Regions from separate parts of the Homo sapiens genome. Here region 1 is linked to region 2. The links are chromatin loops, found by intact Hi-C in ENCODE. Cell type or tissue: PC-9. All regions are shown on one strand. Links, peaks and the distances in the headings refer to the core of each region. The heading gives the core; the rest is flanking DNA. Region 1 overlaps TM2D1 (TM2 domain containing 1). Region 2 overlaps PATJ (PATJ crumbs cell polarity complex component).

Region 1 (5,386 bases), core at 307-5,306, 51 kb before region 2:
GCTTGAGCCTGGGAGGCAGAGGCTGAAGTGAGCCGTGATCATGCCACTGCACTCCAGCCTGAGTGACTAAGCAAGACCTTATCTCAAAAACCAAAAAACAAACACTTAAAATAAAGGTTTTCTGACACAAGCAAAAAGATAAAAGATACATTTTCAGGATAGTCCCCATAAATTATCTCCTCTCTTCATGCAATGAAGATATAATATAGGCAAGTAATCTGAAAATTTAAGTTTCAGTAATGTACTTACACATTTCGGCAAGATATGGGCTTGAAAAAACCAACTTCGTTCCCAGTAAAATGTGTTTCATTGCCACTGGAATCCTTACAAGTTATGTTGGGTGCTGGAAAACAGGAAACTGAAGGCAGAAAAAGTCAAGAAACTGTTATTTTTTTTTTCTGGAGAAACAGTATGTAATTGTTCTAAGACTAGCAAATATGTTATAACAAACTACCTCCCAATATAACATGACACAAGCCTTTAATTTTAGGTGGGAAAAGTGACACTACGTATGTACTTACATGCAAGATAAACATAAAATTGTATAGTAGTCTCTTAACACAAAAATATAAGAGTTGCCACACTGGACTAGATGCATGGCCAATCTATAATTCAATCTCCTGCCTCTGATAAAGGTACCAAGGGAAGAATTGCACAACATTACTGCCCTTTACTTCATCTCCAGAATTAAGAATACCTCTCAAATTTTTGTTGGTAATATGTTGGGCAATTTATCTATTAAATTATTTTAACATAATCTGAGTTTGTATTTTTAGCATATACCAACGCTTATAGATAATTGTTGCCATAAATTATTTTCATTGATTCTAAATGTATTTGTTTCTTGATTCCCTCTGGGGTTTGATATAGATTATTTCAGAATTTAAGCAATCTTGATCCTTCCTCATAACCAGATGACATAAGAAGAAGAAGTAACACTTACAGACCCAGACAAGCACTGCCTTAACAGCTTTATAACCTCATAGTGTAAAGAACAAGACCTTTGGAATGAGAACAACTTATTTGGACATTGCTCCTTTCAGAACCTTCGATTCTTTGTAGGTAAAAATAGTACCAAAGGGCCAAGTGCAGTGGCTCATGCCTATAATCCCAGCACTTTGGGAGGCTGAGATGGGCAGATTCAAGACCAGCATGGGCAACATGGCGACACCCCATCTCTACAAAACAATACAAAAATTTGCCAGGCATGGTGGCTTGTGCCTGTGATCCCAGATACTTGGGAGGCTGAGGTGAGAGGATCACTTGGGCCTGAGAGGCAGACATAGCAGGGAGCCAAGATTGTGCCACTGCCCTCCAGCCTGGGTGACAGAGCAAGACCCTGTCCCAAAAAAAAAAAAAAAAAAAAATGTATATATATATATACATATATATATATACACACACACACACACATATACACACATACACACACACACACACACACACACACATATACGACTACCCACCTCATAGCACCATTGTAAGAATATATAAAAGTACCTGGCAGAAGGCACAGTATATTGCAGGTATTCAATAAATCAACATTTTAGACTGAAAAGTACTAATACTTTTAGATTAGTTTCAGAAAAAGCTTACCTCTATGTTTAGCATCAAGAATTACATATTTTTTTAAAATAAAACTGTGTATAATAAAGTAAAAACAGAGAACCTAGAGTTTGATTAGGAAAGAAAGATAGTATTTTCTATCATTTATAATTATCCTAAGATTTCCAACAAATCATTGTCCTCTTTTAGGCAAGAATAGTACACTGAGAAAACGATGGTTAAAAAAACAAACAAACCCTATAATGACTTCTACACCTATTTGTCAGGTTACTGATAGTTCTAACTACATTACCCCATAAATTGTATTTATTTAATGCATGGAAATTTCTAAAACAAGGTGGTGTTTATAATAAAACGCACAGATTCAATAAAACTGAGAACCATTTTAATAAAACAAAGGGCGGTCGGGCGCGGTGGCTCAATGGCTCAAGCCTGTGATCCCAGCACTTTGAGAGGCCGAGGCAGATGGATCACTTGAGGTTTGGAGTGCGACACCAGCCTGGGCAACATGGCGAAAACCCATCTCTACAAAAAATTAGCCAGGCATGGTGGCGGGCACCTGTAATCCCAGCTACATGAGAGGCTGGGGCAGGAAAATCACTTGAACCTGGGAGATGGAGGTTGCAGTGAGCCGAGATCGCACCATTGCATTCCAGCCTGGGTGAAAGAGTGAAACTCCACCTCAAAAAAAAAAAAAAGAAAAAAAAATATACAAAGAGATGTGGACAGAAGAGTGACTCACGCCTGTAATCCCAGCACTTTGGGATATAGAGGAGGGAGGACTGCTTGAGCCCAGTAGTCTGAGACCAGCCTGGGCAACATGGAGAGATCCCCATCTCTACAAAAAATAAAATAATTGGTCAGGCATGGTGGTGCTCACCTGTTGTCAGGAGGCTGAGGCAGGACTGGGAGGTCAAGGCTGCAGTGAGCTGTGATCATGCCACTGCACTCCAGCCTGGGCAACAGAGTGAGACCGTCTCAAAAAAAAAAAAAATACAAAGAGATGTGGCAGAACTTAACAGGCAATTGGTATGTAGCTATTTGGCTACCTGCCTTGGCACAGGGATAAAATTTATTGACTTTTGCCAATGAATTAATGTGACATCCTTTAGATTATATCTCTTGAAAATCTTCCATCTTGGATCATGCTTTTGATTAGTTATATAGTAGACAACTCAAAGTTGAGGTCAGCAAAAGTCTGAAATGTTGATATAAATTCTATGTCACTGAAAGGAGATCAACATGGTTTTAGATCACTAATTCTTTTTTTTTTTTAAGAGATGAGGTTTTGATGTTGGCCAGGCTGGAACTCCTGGCCTCAGGAGATCCTCCTGCCTCAGCCACTCAAAGTACTGGGATTACAGGTGTGAGCCACCATGATGTAACTAGCCCTAACTCAGTAAAATCAGTAATTCTTAACTGGGGCATTTTTACTCCCCAGAGGACATTTGGCAAGGTCTGGAAACATTTTCAGTTGTCACTGGGGAGCTGCTAGGGGCATATAGTGAGTACAGACCAGGGATACTCATAAACATCCTACAGTGCACAAGATAGCCTCCCCACAACAATGAATTACCCAGTCCAAAAAATCAATAGCACTGAGGTTGAGAAACCCTGCTATAGATTAGTCATCTTCAAAAAAATTCTGCACATATACCTGCTATAAATTAAATTTTTATAAACTATATATGCCCTCACACATTTAAACAGACATCTAAAATTTTTCAACATGAATTTAAATGGTTGGAAAAAATGTCATTTCCAGTTTGTTCATTTATTTATTGAAACCGAGTCTCACTCTATTGCACAGGCTGGAGTGCCCTGGTGCGATCTCAGCTCACTGCAACCTCCGTCTCCTGGGTTCAAGCAATTCTCATGTCTCAGCCTCTCCAGTAGCTGGGATTATAGGCACCTGCTACCATGTCCAATTAATTTTTGTATTTTTAGTAGAGATGGGGTTTCACCATGTTGGCTAGGCTAGTCTCGAACTCCTGGCCTCAAGTAATTCACCCGCCTCAGTCTCCCAAAGTGCTGGGATTACAGGTGTGAGCCACCGTACCCAGCCTCCAGTATATTTAATACTATCATGAAAATTAACATGTTATAGCACTCTTCAAAGTGGACTCTAAACACCACAGCAATTTCACAGCCATCATGATCCACTGGAGAACAGATATGAAAGAACTACTCTCTAAAATTCCACAATTTTACATCAATTTTAGGAAAGAGTGCACACTTAAAAGCTGAGAATTGGCTGGGCACAGTGACTCATGCCTGTAATCCCAGCACTCTGGGAGGCCAAGGCAGGAGGATCACTTGAGGTCAGGTCACCTGACCAACATGGTGAAACCCTGTCTCTACTAAAAAGACAAAAATCAGTGGGGTGTGGTGGCACACACCTGAAATCCCAGCTACTTGGGAGGCTGAGGCAGGAGGATCGCTTGAACCCAGGAGGCAGAGGTTGTAGTGAGTTGAGATTGCGCCACTGCACTTCAGCCAGGGAGATAGAATGAGACTCCACCTCAAAAAAAAAAAAAAGCTGAGAATCTAGGCCGGGTGCAGCGGCTCATGCCTGTAATCCCAGCACTTTGGGAGGCCGAGGCAGGTGAATTGCTTGCAGCCAGGAGTTCAAGACCAGTCTGGCCAACATGGTGAAACCCATCTCTATCAAAAATACAAAAAATTAGCCAGGCGTGGTGACATGTGCCTGTGGTCCCAGCTACTCAGGAGGCTGAGGCAGGAGAATTGCTTGAGCCTGGGAGACATAGGTTGCAGTAAGCCACAATCATGCCACTTACACTCCAGCCTGGGTAAGAGGACAAGACCCCCCGCAACTCAAAAACAAAAAAAAAAAAAAAAAAAAAGGAGGGGTCTGCAAAAGTATCTATAAACACAGGTTTTTTTTCTCAAAAAGCAGCTTTAAATCTTTTCATATCCTCAAGCCAGTAAGTAGATTAAGTGTGCCAGAAAGCACAGTATTACTAGATTGTAGATCATTTTTCTCTACAAGTATCTACCTTGCACTTGCTTAGTCTGAAGCTGTCACTTTCTTGTCATACAGCCTTGTGAGATCTTCCTGCAGATTATCTAAAATCAGGTCTTAAAGAGACAGTTGCAATACAAGACACTTATTATGATACCAGCTGGGGATATTTTCCAATATACCTTGCCTAACAGAAATGCACTGTTTTTTTGAGATGACAGGTTTCTGTACAAAACTTTTAAAAACCAAATATTTCTTTTTTTTTTTTTTTTTTTTTTGAGACGGAGTCTCGCTCTGTCGCCCAGGCCGGACTGCGGACTGCAGTGGCGCAATCTCGGCTCACTGCAAGCTCCGCTTCCCGGGTTCACGCCATTCTCCTGCCTCAGCCTCCCGAGTAGCTGGGACTACAGGCGCCCGCCACCGCGCCCGGCTAATTTTTTGTATTTTTAGTAGAGACGGGGTTTCACCTTGTTAGCCAGGATGGTCTCGATCTCCTGACCTCATGATCCACCCGCCTCGGCCTCCCAAAGTGCTGGGATTACAGGCCTGAGCCACCGCGCCCGGCCAAAAACCAAATATTTCTAGGTGAGTTGAAAATGCCTGGTAAAAAATATTAAAAACTAAAGAGCCCTGGATGGGCGCAGTGGCTCACACCTGTAATCCCAGCACTTTGGGAGGCCGAGGTGGGTGGATCACCAGGTCAGGAGTTCAAGACCAGCCTGGCCAACATGGTAAAACACCGTCTCTACTAAAAATAGAAAAATCAGCCGGGCATGCTGGCCTGTGCCAGTAATCCCAGCTAGTCAGGAGGCTGAGGCAGGAAAATTGCTTGGACCC
Region 2 (5,386 bases), core at 284-5,283:
AAGTGTTTTTTTGATGCTCTATTCAGCACTTCTTTTGGTATTCCCATTGAATCCAGTGAACATTTGGATGGAATACTTAGACCTTTTATCAATGTCAATGGCATCCGTTATTGGTTTTCAATATGTTTTTTTGCTTAATGATCTTGAATTAGAAGATAAAGATGTCATTCAGCCACCATATCCAGGTTGATGTAAGAAAATTTTGATTGTATAATACTTGTATTTCTTTGATGGTTCATTACAAGTGTGTATCACTAGTAAAAATGATCACTGAAAATGTCTCATTTTGGTCATAGCAAAGGGTTTTGCTAGCCTTTTGAGTTTTTAATTACGTTACATTTTAGATTAATTTCATCAAATCACTGGAATTAAGAAAACATTATCCATAGAGAATGCCACTTTGAGTGGTTTCTTTTTTCTTTTCTTTTTCTTTTTCTTTTTTTTTTTTTTTGAGACAGAGTCTGGCTTTATTGCCTAGGCTGGAGTGCAGTGGCATGAGCTCAGCTCACTGCAACCTCCACCTCCCAGGTTCAAGCAATTCTCCTGCCTCAGCCTCCCGAGTAGCTGGAATTATGGGTGAGTGCCACCACGCCTAATTTTTGTATTTTTATTAGAGACGGGGTTTCTCTGTGTTGGCCAGGCTGGTCTCGAATTCCTGACCTCAGGTGATCCACCCACCTCGATCTCTCCAAGTGTGGGATTACAGGTGTGAGCCGTGGCGCCCAGCCTGGGTGGTTTCTTTCAAGCTGTAGATGACTAGTAAGAGTCTGAGATCATTTGTACAGCTTGGGAATTTTTCTTTTATTTTTTGTTGAGATGGGGTCTCCCTTTGTCACCCAGGCTGGAGTGCAGTGGCATGATCATGGCTCACTGTAACCTCAACCTCCTGGGCTCAAGCGATCCTCTCACCTCAGTCTCCAGTGTAGCTGGGATTACAGGTACAAGCCACCACACCAGCTAATTTTTTTGTTTTTGTAGAGATGAGGTTTCACTTTGTTGCACAGGCTGGTCTCAAACTCCTGGATTCAAGTGATCCTTCTGCCTTGGCCTCCTAAAGTACTGGGATCACAGTGAGCCACTGCTCCTGGCCTGGTTCAATAAATTTTGATAAGTATATACATCTGTGTAAACCATACCCCCTTCAAGACACAATGTGTCCATCACTCCAAAAAAGCTTCCTTGAACCCCTTCCCAGTGTAGGGGAGGGAAAATAGCCTCTACCCTTCTAAGTTTTCGGTTGGGGCCCCTGTAATAAAGGGTAGATTAACAAGAGAAAAACATGTAAACTTGTTTAATATAAGTTTTATGTGACATGGGAGCCTTCATAAGGAAAGGAAGACCCGAAGAAACAGTAAAACCTGAGTGTTTTTAAATTAGGTTTGATGAAGAAGGAAGAGTTGTGGAATGTGATAGGACAGAAAGGGATATGAGCCAAGAGTAGTAAACAGGGAAAAACTTAACAAGGCCTGTTTGTTCATATTCCTCTGGGTGTTCCTCTATTTTTTTTTTTTTTAATTTTTGAGACAGGGTCTCACTCTGTTCCCCAGGCTGGAGTGCAGTGGCATGATCATAGCTCACTGCAGCCTCAACCTCTTGGGCTCAAGTGATCCTCCTGCCTCAGCCTCCTGAGCAGCTGGGACTATGGGTATGTGCCACCATGGGTGGCTGATTTTTGAATTTTTTTTGTAGAGATGGAATCTCACTGTGTTGCCCAGGCTGGCCTCAAACTCTGGGGCAGAAGTGATCCTCCTGCCTCGGCCTCCCAAAGTGCTGGGATTATAGGCATGAGTCAATGCGCCCGGCCACTCTGTCTTTTGAGATTAAGATGCTGCTATCTTCTGGGTATAGAGAGGACACCTCTCACATGAGGATCCTATGATCTGCTTCAGGGGAAGTCTTTTTTGCACCTGCTGTTTCTCAGATTCCTTCAACTTAAAATATTCAACAATGCCAAGGTGTCATATTTTGGGAGTAGCATGTTCTGAAGCCTGTCATAGTCAGTTCCCTATGACCCTGCCCCAGGTAAATTAATCTATAATTGTAGATTAGTTTTGTCAGTACTTGAACTTCATATGAATGTAATCATACAGTATGGTTTGTGCCTTTTTTGGGTCAGGTTTCTTTTTTTCCACATATCATTTTTGAGATTTATCCTTGTTGTGTGTATCAGTAATTTTTCCTTTTTATTTCTGAATATTATATACCATTTGTTTATTCATCTGTTACTAGACACTTGGGTTTTTCTAGTTTTGGGGTTTTTGTAAATAAAAATGCTGTAAACTTTCATGTGCAGGCGTTTTTGTGAGCATATATTTTCATGAATACTGAGTAAGTATTTGTGAGTGGAAGTGCTGGGTCATATAGTAAGTGTATTTTTAACTTTATAAGAAACTACCAATTTTCCGAAGTGGTTGTGATATTTTACGTTTCTCTTAGCAATGTACAATAATAGTTCCAGGCACTTCACAGCCTCGTTGAAACTTAGTGTTGTCTGTTTTTAAATTTTAGTTACCTTAGTGGGTGTGTAGTGGCACCTCATTGTGGTTATAATTTTGAATTTCACTGAGTGGAGCCTTGATAAAGAATGTTCTTGAGGTTTTCCTTAATTTTTCTACAGGATTGTAGCCATATACAATTGAAATTCATCTTTTATATTGTTAAATTTTTTCTTTAGGTGTCTTTAAGAGTGATTGAAGAGAATAATTCAAAATGCCTGAAAATCCTGCTACAGGTATACTGGATATATTGTTCTATAATTAAATTAATTATTTAAAAATGGAATCTCAAATGGGACTTAACTATTACTCTACTTATTCATCTTGACCCAAGATAAACTGCAGGTGCTGCAGGTACTTGATCGCCTGAAAATGAAATTGCAGGAGAAGGGTGACACGTCGCAGAATGAGAAGTTATCTATGTTTTATGAGACACTAAAGAGTCCTCTCTTCAACCAGATACTCACACTTCAGCAGTCCATCAAGCAACTGAAGGGTCAAGTAAGTTACCCATCAGAGTTTTACATTAATATATTATATTAATATATTCAAACCATCAAAGAAAGATAGAGGAGATAGACAAAGACAAATTATCTTTAAGGACTCAGTTCAGCAAAGAGACTGTATTGGGACCTGTAACCTATAACCTGTGGGTAGCATTGGCATAGATAATTTAGAAATATCAATAATCAATTTTTTCTTTGGTAACTGGATGTGGTGGCATGTACCGGTAGTCCCAGCAACTCAGGAGTCTGAGGTGGGAGGACTGCTTGAGCCCAGGAGTTCCAGGTTGCAGTGAGCTATGATCATGCCACTGCACTCCAGCCTGGATGGCAGAGTTGAGACCCTGTCTCAAAAAAAAAAAAAAAAATTGTGTTTGGTTTTAGAATATGGTTTTTGTACTTATTTAAGTATGTAAAGGTCAGATGCTTTGAGAATTCTCAACATCTTCAAAACTATAAAATAGTGCTTAACTTAAATATATTTTCTTTTTATTTTGAGACAAGGTTTCTCTCTGTCACTGAGGCGGGAGTGCAGTGCTGTGATCCTAGCTCACTGCAGCCTTGACCTCCCAGGCTCAAGCAATGTTCCCACCTCAGCTTCCAGAGTAGCTGGGATAGGTGTGTGCCACCACAGTTGGGCTAATTTTTAAAAATTTTATAGAGGCAGGGTCTCCCTATGTTGCCCAGGCTGGTCTCAAACTATTGGCCTCAAGCAGTCCTCCTACCTCAGCCTTCCAAAGTGCTGGGATTATAGGCATGAGCCACCTTGCCCAGGCGTATTTTCCTTATGAAGTCTTTTTTTGTGTGTGTGTGTGGTCTTTTTTTTTGTGTGTGTGTGTTATTATTATTATTTTTTTTAGTAGAGACGGGGTTTCACTGTGTTAGCCAGGATGGTCTGTATCTCCTGACCTTGTGATCCACCTGCCTCAGCCTCCCAAAGTGCTGGGATTATAGGCGTGAGCCACCTCGCCCGGCCGAAGTCTTTTATCTAACAAGAAGTGATCATGCCCTTATAGCACAATAGTCACACTTCTCTTAATTATCAAATATTTGTTGTCTTTCATGCGTATTCTGATTAGAAGTTCCTTGGAAGCAGAATACCTGGTATTTAAATATATAGTTATGTTTCTTCTACTCATTTACCACACTATCTGGATTCTTCAGGCTCTAATACATCATTATTGAATAAGGGACACATATCACCTCTTCTTAGAGGGGTGCAAATTAGCAGTTGTGGGATTTTTTTTTTTTTTTGGTGCTGAGATTGAACCAGAAATTAATTGTTTTAACTGTCCTCTTGGATTCTTTGTTTTGGGGTCAGGGATGGCAAATTACTTTTAAATCACCTATTCTGGAAGCTGAACTTGAATAGTAGCTATACCATAGATGAAATTTGGGCAGAATTTAAAACATAATTGGAGCTAATTTAGCACAGTTAAGTGAAAATTTACAAAATTTGGGAAAAAATGGTTTTTGCTGATAAACTAAAATGCTTGCCCATTAAGTATTTTGTGAGTGATTTGTTTATAGCCAATTAAGGATTAAATTCTACATGTGTCTTTCTGTGAATTGCTTTCTTTAGACCAGAATTTATACCCTAATTTTAGCACTGCCTATATTGATGTTTAGCTTTCTGTATTTCTCTTGGTCACAGAATATCACAATAGTGAATGCTGTTGGTAGCAACTGAAATTGGCAAAGATCAGCAGAAATCTATCACACTTGTTGGACTAAGAGTGGCTGTAACTACCCTATCCTAATAACAATTCTTTATATTTGTATAGTTTGGAGTTGTTATGTACACAGTCATATTTTATGCATTGGACTGTATAATCCCTGTAGCCAGGGGTTTTTTATTTTTTCTTTGAGGTTTTATTGACATTCATTTTTTTTTTTTTTTTTTTTTTTTTTTTTTTTTGAGGCAGAGTATTTGCCTGGGCTAGAGTACAGTGGTGTGATTATGGATCATTGTAGCCTCAACCTCCTGGGCTCAAGCAATCCTCCCACTTCATCCTCCCAAGTAGCTGGGCCTACAGGCATGTGACACCATGCCCAGCTAATTTTTGTATTTTTTGTTGAGACAAGAGTCTCACTATGTTGCCCAGGCTGGTCTTGAACTCCTGGCCCTGAAGCAGTCCTCCCACCTTGATCTCCCAAAGTGCTGGGATTACAGGTGTGAGCCATCACACCCGGCCTAACATTTATTCTGTTTTTTTTTTTGGAGACAGAGTCTTGCTCTGTCATCCAGGCTGAGTGCAGTGGTGCAATCTCGGCTCACTGTAGCCTCCACCTGCGGGATTCAAGCAATTCTCTTGCCTCAGCCTCCCAAGTACCTTGGAATTACAAGTGTGTACCACCATGCCCGGCTAATTTTTGTATTTTTGATAG

Evidence for each region. Peaks named below come from ENCODE experiments on the same cell type or tissue, not always from the same donor. Only the 100,000 strongest peaks of a DNase experiment are listed, where the experiment ranks them.
Region 1: a loop joins it to region 2, with 6 times the contacts of the local background. A loop is called at or near these places in 4 of 110 quality-filtered maps.

Annotation. Positions count from the first base shown.
Region 1 is chr1:61,709,080-61,714,465 of GRCh38, forward strand. It overlaps TM2D1 (TM2 domain containing 1), which reads right to left. Exons shown (of 7, transcript NM_032027.3): 3 at 250-358. Among named protein-coding and RNA genes, the nearest start is that of TM2D1, 13 kb to the right of the region's middle. RefSeq lists a silencer at 2,255-2,455. In PC-9, for the core only: no CTCF peak of the experiment used is centred there; a DNase peak (open chromatin) is centred at 2,302.
Region 2 is chr1:61,760,184-61,765,569 of GRCh38, forward strand. It overlaps PATJ (PATJ crumbs cell polarity complex component), which reads left to right. Exons shown (of 44, transcript NM_001350145.3): 2 at 2,675-2,731; 3 at 2,830-2,996. The coding sequence starts at 2,710. Among named protein-coding and RNA genes, the nearest start is that of PATJ-DT, 20 kb to the left of the region's middle. In PC-9, for the core only: no CTCF peak of the experiment used is centred there; no DNase peak of the experiment used is centred there.